Regions from separate parts of the Homo sapiens genome. Here region 1 is linked to region 2. The links are chromatin contacts, found by POLR2A ChIA-PET in ENCODE. All regions are on one chromosome and are shown on one strand. Each heading gives the region's core, a stretch centred on a gene start or an enhancer-like site at or near the end of the contact. The rest is flanking DNA. Distances are from core to core; before and after follow the strand shown.

Region 1 (5,802 bases), core at 1,307-3,806, 340 kb before region 2:
TCTTTCAGCACATATTTATTGACCACAGTATGTGCCAAGCACTGTGTAGACACTAAAAGATAATCTGAGCTTAGTGGGTAGACAGTTAATAAAATCACAAATTACAGACGGGCGCTATGGCTCATGCCTGTAATCCCAGCACTTTGGGAGGCCAAGATGGGCAGATAGCCTGAGGCCAGGAGTTCGAGACCAGCCTGGCCAACATGGCGAAACCCTGTCTCTACTAAAAATTCAAAAATTAGTCAGGTGTGGTGGCAGTGTAATCCCAGCTGCTCAGGAGGCTGAGGCAGGAGAATCACTTGAACCTGGGAGGCAGAGGTTGCAGTGAGCTGAAATCGCATCACTGCACTCCAGCCTGGGTGACAGGGACAGAGCAAGACTCTGTCAAAAAAAAAAAGAAAGAAAGAGAGAGAGAGAGGAAGGAAGGGAGGGAGGGAGGGGAGTCTGAAGCTGGAGAGGAAAACAGGTAAAGACTAGGTAGCAGAATTCTGAATCCAGAAGTTATTATTGTATTTGCATCTTCTTATATTTTTATTCCCTTTATTCTTTTTCTTTTTTCTTTTCTTTTTTTGGAGACCGAGTCTCACTCTATCACCAGGCTGGAGGGCAGAGGCGCGATCTCGGCTCACTACAACCTCTGCCTCCCTGGTTCAAGCGAATCTCCTGCCTCAGCTTCCCGAGTAGCTGGGACTACAGGCATGTGCCATCATGCCCAGCTAATTTTTGTATTTTTAGTAGAGATGGGGTTTCACCATGTTAGCCAGGATGGTCTTGATCTCCTAACCTCGTGATCCGCCCACCTCGGTGTCCCAAAGTGCTGGGATTACAGGTGTGAGCCACCATGCCCAGCCGAGACAGGGTTTCACCACGTTGGCCAGGCTGGTCTCAAACTTCTGACCTCAGGTGATCCACCCACCTTGGCTTCCCAAAGTGCTGGGATTACAGTCATGAGCCACCGCGCCCGGCCTGGGGCAACTTTTTTAAAGTTTGCCATGATCTGATCTTTTTCCTTCTTCACTTATCTCTCAAACAACTTACATTCCAGACATAAATCACCACTTCCTGAGAACGTCCTGTATTTTGTTTTTTTCCTGCATGTGCTTATGCCGTCCCCATCATCTGGGACTTCTTCCCCATCTCTGGCTATTAAGTAGTTGAATCTATCTTTCCAAGTCTACCTCTTCAGCCCTATCATAATTAAGCTTCTTTACTCTCAAAATTATTTAAATCTCCATTAAAGTTAATGGCATTGTTTGACTAGTATTACTGTTCTTTATGTTTAAGCTTATTTCCCTCGCCAGATTCCCCATAAGATTCTTGATAGCAAGTGTTTTTGTCTCATTCAACAACTGTGACTTCCAGGATGGGTGCAGTGGCTCACGCCTGTAATCCCAACACTTTGGGAGACTAAGGTAGGAGGATTGCTTGAGCTTAGAAGTTCAGCCTGGGCAACATAGTTAGACCCTCCTCTCTACAAAAAAAAGGAAGGCTTGTGAGCCTCTGGTCCCAGCTACTTGGGAGGCTGAAGTAGGAAGAGCTCTTGAGCCCAGGAGGTCAAGGCTGCAGTCAGCTGTGATGATGCCACTGCACTGTGGCCTGGGCGACAGAGTGAGACCCTATCTCAAAAACAAAACAACAAACAAACAAACAAAACCCAATTGTGGCTTCCCCTCATTTTGTATCCCTTTAGCAGCTACAAAGTAGCTACTACAGTAGCCTACTCAGTAGGCCCTGCGGGGTGCGTTGGCTCACACCTGTAATCCCAGCACTCTGGAAGGCCAAGGTGGATCACCTGAGGTCAGGAGTTCAAGACGATCCTGGCCAACATGGTGAAACCGTCTCTACTAAAAATACAAAATAAGCCAGGCATGGTGGCACAGGCCTGTAATTTCAGCTACTTGGGAGGTTGAGGCAGGAGAATCACTTGAACCCGGGAGGCAGAGGTTGCAGTGAGCCGAGATCACCCCATTGCACTCCAGCCTGGGCAACAAGAGCAAAACTCTGTCTCAAAAAAAAAAAAAAAAAAAAAAAAAAAGGCAACTCAGTAGGCTTGTTCCTCTACGCTAGTGATTCAGTGCTGTGCTGGCACCTGCTGGTCACCTGTGGTGCAGCAGCCCTGGTCCCAGCACCTTCCTCCCTTCAGTATTAAGGGTTGTGACAGTCTGTGCTCTTACCTGGCAATCACTGGAATAATATATTAAATACTTGCCCCACAGCACCACCTTTCAATCTTCAGAACTTTTCCCACTGACCTCCTACCCCAGAAATTTGGGCTTTACATCCTTCCCAGTACTGTAGAAATGTAAGGACAGGATCTTCAGGAACTGGGCAGCAAGAAAAGAAAGAAGCAATTTGAGAGTGGAGGATGCAAATCCCTTTCCCCCCTTCAAAGAATTGAGACTATTTCCAACAGAATTCCACTCTTTTTGACCTTTGTCTTATTTCTAGGTTGCTCTTGGGCCATAGGCCTTCTTGGTGACAGAAGTGATGAACCGGAGGTTAAGCAGAGAGTAGGTAGGCGGGGCTCAAGGGGTGGGGCCAAGCCAAAGGGCTCTCACACTAAGTGAAGCTTCTCCATTCTGTAAGCTTTCCGGGAACATCCAAGGCAAGACTGGCACCCAGCACAGCAGGTGAGGGACCGGCAGTGACAGAATGGTAGACTTTAGGGGTAATGGTGGCAGAGGAATCTCTAGCTCTTTCAGTCTTAGCTTTTCATATTGTGAAACTCTCGCTTGTACAATTCTTGGGTCCTTTGTAGAGCTTAGCTTAGTTTTTCTGGTGGCAAGGCAGCCTCTGAAAGACCTGGTTTTGGATGCGGTGGGGGCAGGGCTGAGGGATGCAGGTGGATCCACATCCATATGGATGTGTGCGAAATGCAAGGAAATCTTAGGAAACAAGGAGATAGATGGGTAAGGGCCAGAGGGAGAGTATGGCCAGGCCAGAGGATCATAGGGAGGACCCAGACAAGAGAAAAAGGGAGACTGAAACAGGGAGAGAGGGAGAAGACAGCGGAATAAATGTGAGACGGCAATGGGGGCAATGGAGAGCTGGGTAACAGGAAGGCCAAGGAGGAAGGAAGGCTCACATGGAGCAATCTCCTCTTCCGGCTGGGGAGCATGGTCCAGAAAGCCCCAAGGCAAGCTGGGAGCAAAGCAAGGTTCAGGTTTCCACTGGAAGGATTCAGCTGGGGAAAAAAACCCCCACAGTCTCCACCTCCTCTGCCTCTTCAGACTCCCATTTTGGTTTGGGGGAGAGGGCGAGGCTGCTCCTCACTGCGGTCACAGCCACATCCTGCAGAGCAGAGGAGGGGGAAGTAAGAAGCAAAACAACCAGAAGAACCACAGGCGAAGACCATGGGGAGAGAACCCTGGACACATGGAGCTGATATGCCACCAAGAGGGTCCTGAGTTCAGTGTAGCAGAAGGCTCAGACCTTCAGGACTGCCTGCCCTTCTTGAGGTGTTGGCTTCTCGTGCTTCCTCAGTGTGCTTTAACCACACTGGGAGCATTCCGGGGAAGGAGGTTTCTCTGGATTATTTGGTTTGAAGCCCATCTTTATAATTTACTAGTGACTTTGGCCAAATTGCTATATTTCTCTTCGCTTCAGTTTTCTCATTGCAAAATGGGGATACCTACCCTAACCTTACACAGGATTGGGAAGGCTAAGATGACTGACGTAAAGCACTTGCATATAGTAGGTTCTCAGTAAATGTTAGTTATTACTCCTATTAGGATTCCTGGGATGCTTATGCTTCTTACTTTAAAGGAAGTATAGTGCACTAGCTGCCACTGGCTTTGGGGGCCAAAAAATGAGTTGCGTTTGATCTTGGGTAAATTACTTAATGTAAGTATCATTTGCTTAGCTGTAAAACAAGGATGGTAATATCTATGCCACACAGACATATGGCACAGAGTCAGTGTCCAAAAATGGTAGCTGTAAGAATTCTGTCAGGCTGGGCGTGGTGGCTCACGCCTGTATTCCCGGCACTTTGGGAGGCCGAGGTGGGCAGATCATGAGGTCAGGAGTTCGAGACCAGTCTGGCCAACATGGTGAAACGCTGTCTCTACTAAAAATACAAAAATTAGCCGGGCGTGGTGGTGGGTGCCTGTAATCCCAACTACTTGGGAAGCTGAGGCAGGAGAATAGCTTGAACCCGGGAGGTGGAGGTTGCAGTGAACAGAGATCACACCACTGCACTCCAGCCTGGGTGACAAAGCAAGACTCCGTCTCAAAAAAAAAAAAAAAAAGAATTATCTGTCAGGTAAGCCCTGTCTTCACTGCAGCAGCAACAGCCTACTTCCCCTTGAGATGTAACTTGTGCTAGGCTAGCCTCCCGTGTGCCCACATTCCTCCAGCCGGGGCTATCGCCACTCCCGTGGGCTGTTTTGGAGTCAAGATTTGCTACAGCACTAAGGGGAAAAAGCAGGCAGGAGCAAGGCATAGAGGACTGAGGGGCCCCAGGGGGCGGAGAGGATGACAAACAAAGATGATGATGACATGGAAACTAAAGAAGCAACAGAAAAGGGAAAAGCCATTTCTCTCTTTCTAAGGAAGCCTGTGGCCTTTCTTCTAGTGACTGACCACATACCCCACTCTCCAGGACCCATGGAGTCCTTCAGCTCAAAGAGCCTGGCACTGCAAGCAGAGAAGAAGCTACTGAGTAAGATGGCGGGTCGCTCTGTGGCTCATCTCTTCATAGATGAGACAAGCAGTGAGGTGCTAGATGAGCTCTACCGTGTGTCCAAGGAGTACACGCACAGCCGGCCCCAGGCCCAGCGCGTGATCAAGGACCTGATCAAAGTGGCCATCAAGGTGGCTGTGCTGCACCGCAATGGCTCCTTTGGCCCCAGTGAGCTGGCCCTGGCTACCCGCTTTCGCCAGAAGCTGCGGCAGGGTGCCATGACGGCACTTAGCTTTGGTGAGGTAGACTTCACCTTCGAGGCTGCTGTTCTGGCTGGCCTGCTGACCGAGTGCCGGGATGTGCTGCTAGAGTTGGTGGAACACCACCTCACGCCCAAGTCACATGGCCGCATCCGCCACGTGTTTGATCACTTCTCTGACCCAGGTCTGCTCACGGCCCTCTATGGGCCTGACTTCACTCAGCACCTTGGCAAGATCTGTGACGGACTCAGGAAGCTGCTAGACGAAGGGAAGCTCTGAGAGCCCTGAGCCTAGCACATTCCACCTTGACAAAATGGTTGACTGAGAAAACACAGATAATGGGCTTCCTAACCCTGCTCACCTGGCACTAACACTTTTCAATCTTCAGGCTTCATTCCTTCCCAAGAGTGCTTTTGACTCTGAGACCAGCCCACCCCCAAACAGCTAGTGGAGAAGGAGCAATGCTGAGGGGTGAGGCCTCTCTCCCACTCCAGCCCCAGGACAGGAAACAGAACTGCCTGAAAAAGGTGAAGTGAAACTTGGATCTCTATTTCTCCCATAAGGGACTTCTGAAACAGGGAAGCCCCCTCCCATGTGAACCAAGGAAAGGAGGCACAGCCCAGAGAACCCCTTTGGGGATACTAAAGACAGAAGAGGGGAAGGTGGCCCTTAGAGACAGAGCTTGGACAGATGCCAGAGGCTCTGTTCCAGAGTGCAGGAAGAAGGGGCTAGGGCAGGGGAGATTCTCATAGGGGAAATAAAACTACTAAAATATGCACAGGGCTCAATGTTTAATCTGTCCAGCTTCGTATACCTTATAATCATCACAGAAGAAAGGAGGTATATAAACATTACTTATCTCACCTCTCATCATTTCCAAACAGGAGACTGAGGCAGATTTCCATTATTACTGAGGTTCCC
Region 2 (5,516 bases), core at 779-3,278:
GTGCCTGTAGTCCCAGCTACTCAGGAGGCTGAGGCAGGAGGATGGTGTGAACCCGGGAGGTGGAGCTTGCAGTGAGCCGAGATCACGCCACTGCACTCCAGCCTGGGCAACAGAGTGAGACTGCGTCTCAAAAATATATATATATATTGGGGGCTGCAAAAAGTAAAGACAGGGAATTTGAGAAGGAGTGCTGGTATACGGGGGAAGTTACTTTGCTTGGTTTGTCTGTGTCCTAAGTAGAGATGAGACGTACAAGTGCAAAAGTTCTGGAGAAAGTTAAATACTGATTCAGTACATGGATGAGAGGTCGGTGTTTAAAATGGAGATTTGAAAGTTGTCTGCTTTTGGAGGTGGCAGGAGAAAGCATGAGAGTGAATGAGCCACTGAAGGGGAAGAGTGGAGGGCAGAGGAAAGGAAAGAGCTTTTTCACAGCTATGGGGAATAGCTGAGAAAGGAAAAAAGTACCCACAGGGACAGGGGAGGGCTAGAGCTGTAGAAAATAATAGAGCAGTGGTATAGAAATCCAAGGAGAAAAGAGTGTGAAAAAATAGGGAGCAGAAGCACAAGAGACATCCGGTAGAAGGAGGACTCAGAAAAGCCTTCAGTTTCCAAGCTCAACTGCAGGTGAGGGACAAGGGAACTTGGAATTACTGCATATAAACTGCTTGAAGATGGTGAATAGAAAGGAAAGAAATATGGCCAGGTGCGGTGACTCACACCTGTAATTCCGGCACTTTGGGAGGCTGAGGCGGGCAGATCTCCTGAGGTCAGGAGTTCAAGACCAGCCTGGACAACATGATGAAACATCATCTCTACCAAAAATACAAAAGTTAGCCGGGTGTGATGGCACACACCTGTAGTCCCAGCTACTTGGGAGGCTGAGGTAGGAGAATCTCTTGAACCCAGGAGGTGGGCCAAGATTGCGCCACTGCACTCCAGCCTGGGCGACGGAGCAAGACTCTGTCTCAAAAAAAAAAAAAAAAAAAAAAAAAAAAAGCAGAGCAGCTACAAGTTACAAGTTGCAAAAGGGTTAGGATAAGGATAAGATTCTTCTCTACACCTTTTTGAGGGCAGAAGGTAACTCAGATGTTACTTCCAGAAGGTGGAATTAAGATGTTGGCCTTTAGTTTCCTCACTCAGTAGGAAGTAAGCTCATGAAGGCAGGGATTGCTGCCTATTGTTGACTTCTGCTATATTCCAAGAGCCTAGAACAGTGCCTGGTACCTGGTAGGTGTTCGATAAATATTGCTGAATAATAGAGCTCAGGAATTAAGTCTAGACACTAGGAAGAGAGGCTGGCTGTAGAATAAGGATACACTGGGTGTGGTGGCTCATACCTGTAATCCTAGCACTTTGGGAGGCCGAGGTGGGAAGATCACTTAAGGCCAGGAGTTCGGGATCAGCCTGAGCAACATAATGAGCCCCCATCTGTACCAAAAAAAAAACAAAAAAACTAAAAACATTTTTTATCTATATAATTTTCTTTTTTTTGAAATAGAGTCTCACTCTGTTGTGCAGTGGCACGATCTTGGCTCACTGCAACCTCTGCCTCCGAGTTCAGGTGATTCTCCCACCTCAGCCTCCTGAGTAGCTGGGATTACAGGTGCACGCCACCATGTCCAGCTAATTTTTGTAGTTTTAGTATACAGGGTTTTGCCATGTTGGCCAGGCTGGTCTCGAACTCCTGACCTCAAGTGATCCACCTGCCTCAGCCTCCCAAAGTGCTGGGATTACAGGCATAAGCCACCACATCTGGCAAATATATTTTTAAAAAATAGAATTAGGGATAAGTATCTCTTTCTTTTAGACCATGAGGAAGATTTATGAGCTAGAGGTAAGGAAGAGACTTAGGCCTGCTAGCTCTGGGCTGAATGCTATGGTACCCAGTGAGTTTAGACTATTGGAGGGCAGGCCTGTTAGGGGACTGAGGTCAGAAATCCCCTCCTGCTTCCATATAGGCAGCCAAGAGCTGGCCTGGGACACCAGCTGGGTGCTTTTCCCAGCCGTTTGCATTCCAGCCTGTATACAATGAAGAAAGAGTGACAGTGTGGTGACATGATTTAGGTTAATGAGCTACTGATCACCTGCCAAGTGGGTGGGAAGTTTTTTTTTTTTTCTGCCCACTTCTGTAGAAAAAATTTTTTATGAATGACTCATCTTGTCTCATTACTCAGAGTACAAATTTGTGAGCTGGTAATAAGAGGTCAAAACCTAAGGAGAACATATCCACCCCCACTCTCCAACACCCAGTTTCTGGTAGATGGATATGCTCATTATCTTGATTGTGGTAAAAATTTCATGGATGCATACATATGTCAGAACTATCAAATTGCACACTTTACATTTGTGCAGTTTACTGTTTGTCAGTTACACCTCAGTAGGGCTGTTTATGAAAAGGAAAAATCTTATATGTAAACTTTTTATAATCACAGAGTTTGGATACTTAATTTATTAACTTGCACATATAAATTTATCTAATTCATCTTTGCAGTCAAAGAGAAAGTCATTTCTAGAAAAAAAAAAACTGAATAATCATTTTGGGGAAAACAAAGGACAGCCTAGGGAGACTAGATACAAAGAGTGTCATTGTAGAATTTCTAGCCACACACCAGAATAAACTAGCCTCTCCCACTCCTGAGGGGAGAAATGAGGAAAAAGTCTTTGCTTAGCTGGAGTGAGAATGTTGCATTCTTTTGTAAGCTTTTTGTAATTCTTTGTTTATCTAGTTGACTTTCTCCTTGAGACCAGCCTTTCCTTCTCCGCTTCAATCTACAGGAAATCCTCCCTCTCCTATAGAGAGAAAGACAACTTTCTCCTAGGGAAGCCAGTTGTTCTGCCACTCTGCTGGCCCGAGGCTTCTATTTCTTAGTCCCCCTGATGTGCTACAAAACTTGAGAGACACAAATCTATCAAGTCTCTCAACTCCCTTATTCTAAAATGATACAGGCACATGCCACCATGCCCGGCTACTTTTTGTACTTTTTGTAGAGATGGGGTCTCACTACGTTGCCCAGAATGGTCTTAAACTCCTGACCTTAAGCAATCCCTGCACCTTGACCTCCCAAGTTCTGGGATTACATGCATGAGCCACTGCACTCAGGCATAAATTTGTGTTTTTTAAGCCACTAAATTTGTGGTACTTTGTTATAGCAGCCATAGAAACTAATACAAACGTTACCTGACACACAGTAGATAATCAATAAGCATTTGTTACTTGACCAACTTATATCTGGTACTTCAGCCAATAATAAAAATAATACTTCACGCCAGGAGCAGTGGCTCACGCCTGTAATCCCAGCACTTTGGGAGGCCAAGGCGGGTGGATCACGAGGTCAGGAGAAGCAGACCATCCTGGCTAACAGGGTGAAACCCCATATCTACTATAATTACAAAAAATTAGCTGGACATGGTGGCGGGCGCCTGTAGTCCCAGCTACTTGGGAGGCTGAGGCAGGAGAATTGCTTGAACCCAGGAGGCAGAGGTTTCAGTGAGCCGAGATCGTGCCACTGCACCCCAGCCTGGGCGACAGAGTGAGACTCCATCTCAAAAAAAAAAACAAAACACACACACAAAAAACTAAAAACCTTCACAATAGCAAAATGTGTTTAAATTCTTAATCTCATTTTGTTGTCACACTTATTAGCCTTACTTTATAGATAAGGAAATGGAAAATCAATTGCCCAAAGTCATATATATATATATATATATATATATATATATATATATATATATATATGTATTTTTTTTTTTTTTTTTTTGAGACAGTCTCGCTCTGTCACCCAGGCTGGAGTACAGTGGCATGATCTTAGCTCACTGCAACCTCTGCCTCCTGGGTCCAAGTGATTCTCCTGCCTCAGCCTCCCAAGTAGCTGGGATTACAGGTGCCAGCCACCATGCCCAGCTAATTTTTGTTATTTTCAGTAGGGATGGGGTTTCACCATGTTAGCCAGGCTGACCTTGAACTCCTGACCTCAGGTGATCCACCCGCCTTGGCCTCCCAAAGTGCTGGGATTACAGATGTGAGCCACCACTCCCGGCTGAAATCCCATATATTTTAAGAAGCAAAAAGTAGATTTAGAACTGACATCCTAGTTTTCTCTTTTAATGACATTGTGTCAACAATAAATGACATGTAAAAAAAATCACTCACAATCCTTTGACTCTATTTAATAGATCAACCAGTTTTATTTTTCCATGTCTTCAAGGTCTCATCCATACAAATACACATTAAAAATATTTATGCCAGGCCAGGTGCGGTGGCTCACGCCTGTAATCCCAGCACTTTGGGAGGCCAAGACGGGTGGATCACGAGGTCAGGAGATGGAGACCATCCTGGCTAACACCGTGAAACCCCATCTCTACTAAAAATACAATAAAAATTAGCCGGGCATGGTGGCGGGCGCCTGTAGTCCCAGCTACTCAGGAGGCTGAGGCAGGAGAATGGCATGAACCTGGGAGGCGGAGCTTGCAGTGAGCTGAGATCGCGCCACTGCACTCCAGCCTGGGCGAGAGAGCGAGACTCCGTCTCAAAAAAAAAAAAAAAAAAAAAAATTTATGCCAGGTGCGGTGGCTCATGCCTGTAATCCCAGCACTTTGGGAGGCTGAGGCAGGCGGATCACCTTAGGTCAGGAGTTCAAGACCAGCCTGGCCAACATGGTGAAACCCCGTCTCTACTAAAAATACAAAAATTAGCCGAGTGTGGTGGTGGGTGCCTGTAGTCCCAGCTACTTGGGAGGCTGAGGCAGGAGAATTGCTTGAACCAGGGAGGTGGAGGTTGCAGTGAGCTGAGATTGCGCCACTGTACTCTAGCCTGGGTGACAGAGCAAGACTCCGTCTCAAAAAAAAAAAAAAAAAAAAAAAAGGGGCCAGGCGCAGTGGCTCATGCCTGTAATCCCAGCTCTCTGGGAGGCGGAGGCAGGCAGATCATGAGGTCAGGAGATCGAGACCATCCTGGCTAACACAGTGAAACGCCGTCTCTACTAAAAATACAAAAAATTTGCTGGGTGGCGGACACCTGTAGTCCTAGCTACTCGGGAGGTTGAGGCAGGAGAATGGCGTGAACCCGGGGGGCAGAGCCTGCAGTGAGCCGAGATGGTGCCACTGCATTCCAGCCTGGGCGACAGAGTGAGACGCCGTCTTAAAAAAAAAAAAATATGGCCAGGTGCAGTGGCTCATGCCTGTAATCCCAGCACTCTGGGAGGCCGAGGTGGGCAGATCACGAGGTCAAGAGTTCGAGACCAGCCTGGCCAACATAGTGAACCCCCATCTCTACTAAAAATTTAAAAATTAGCCGGGTGTGGTGGCACTCACCTGTAGTCCCAGCTACTCAGGAGGTTGAGGCGGGAGAATCGCTTGAACCTGGGAGGCAGAGGTTGCGGTGAGCCGAGATCGCACCATTGCACACCAGCCTGGGTGACAAGGTGAGACTCCATCTCAAAAAAAAAAAAAAAAAATTATAACTATATGGTGTATGTGTAAATATATGCATATATATAACTATATATAAACTACAGAAA

What was found. ChIA-PET counts read pairs that join two places held with the same protein, here RNA polymerase II (POLR2A).
Region 1: POLR2A ChIA-PET joins it to region 2 with 15 read pairs in PC-3. The contact joins the promoter of TNFAIP8L2 here to the enhancer-like site in region 2. POLR2A ChIA-PET finds 5 or more read pairs at or near these places in 3 of 52 experiments (PC-3, activated CD4-positive, alpha-beta T cell and activated T-cell).

The regions. Positions count from the first base shown.
Region 1 is chr1:151,154,093-151,159,894 of GRCh38, forward strand. It overlaps TNFAIP8L2 (TNF alpha induced protein 8 like 2), which reads left to right and starts at 2,557. Exons shown (of 2, transcript NM_024575.5): 1 at 2,557-2,630; 2 at 4,574-5,657. The coding sequence starts at 4,606. The coding sequence ends at 5,160. TNFAIP8L2-SCNM1 (TNFAIP8L2-SCNM1 readthrough) reads left to right here and starts at 2,557. Exons shown (of 7, transcript NR_144937.2): 1 at 2,557-2,630. It overlaps LYSMD1 (LysM domain containing 1), which reads right to left. Exons shown (of 3, transcript NM_212551.5): 3 at 5,656-5,802.
Region 2 is chr1:151,492,868-151,498,383 of GRCh38, forward strand. No RefSeq gene overlaps it. Among named protein-coding and RNA genes, the nearest start is that of CGN, 16 kb to the right of the region's middle. Within about 2 kb of position 2,029, at least 4 of the 41 ENCODE cell types and tissues checked have a DNase peak (open chromatin) inside an H3K27ac peak, as active enhancers do; they include PC-3, where a contact is called at or near this core.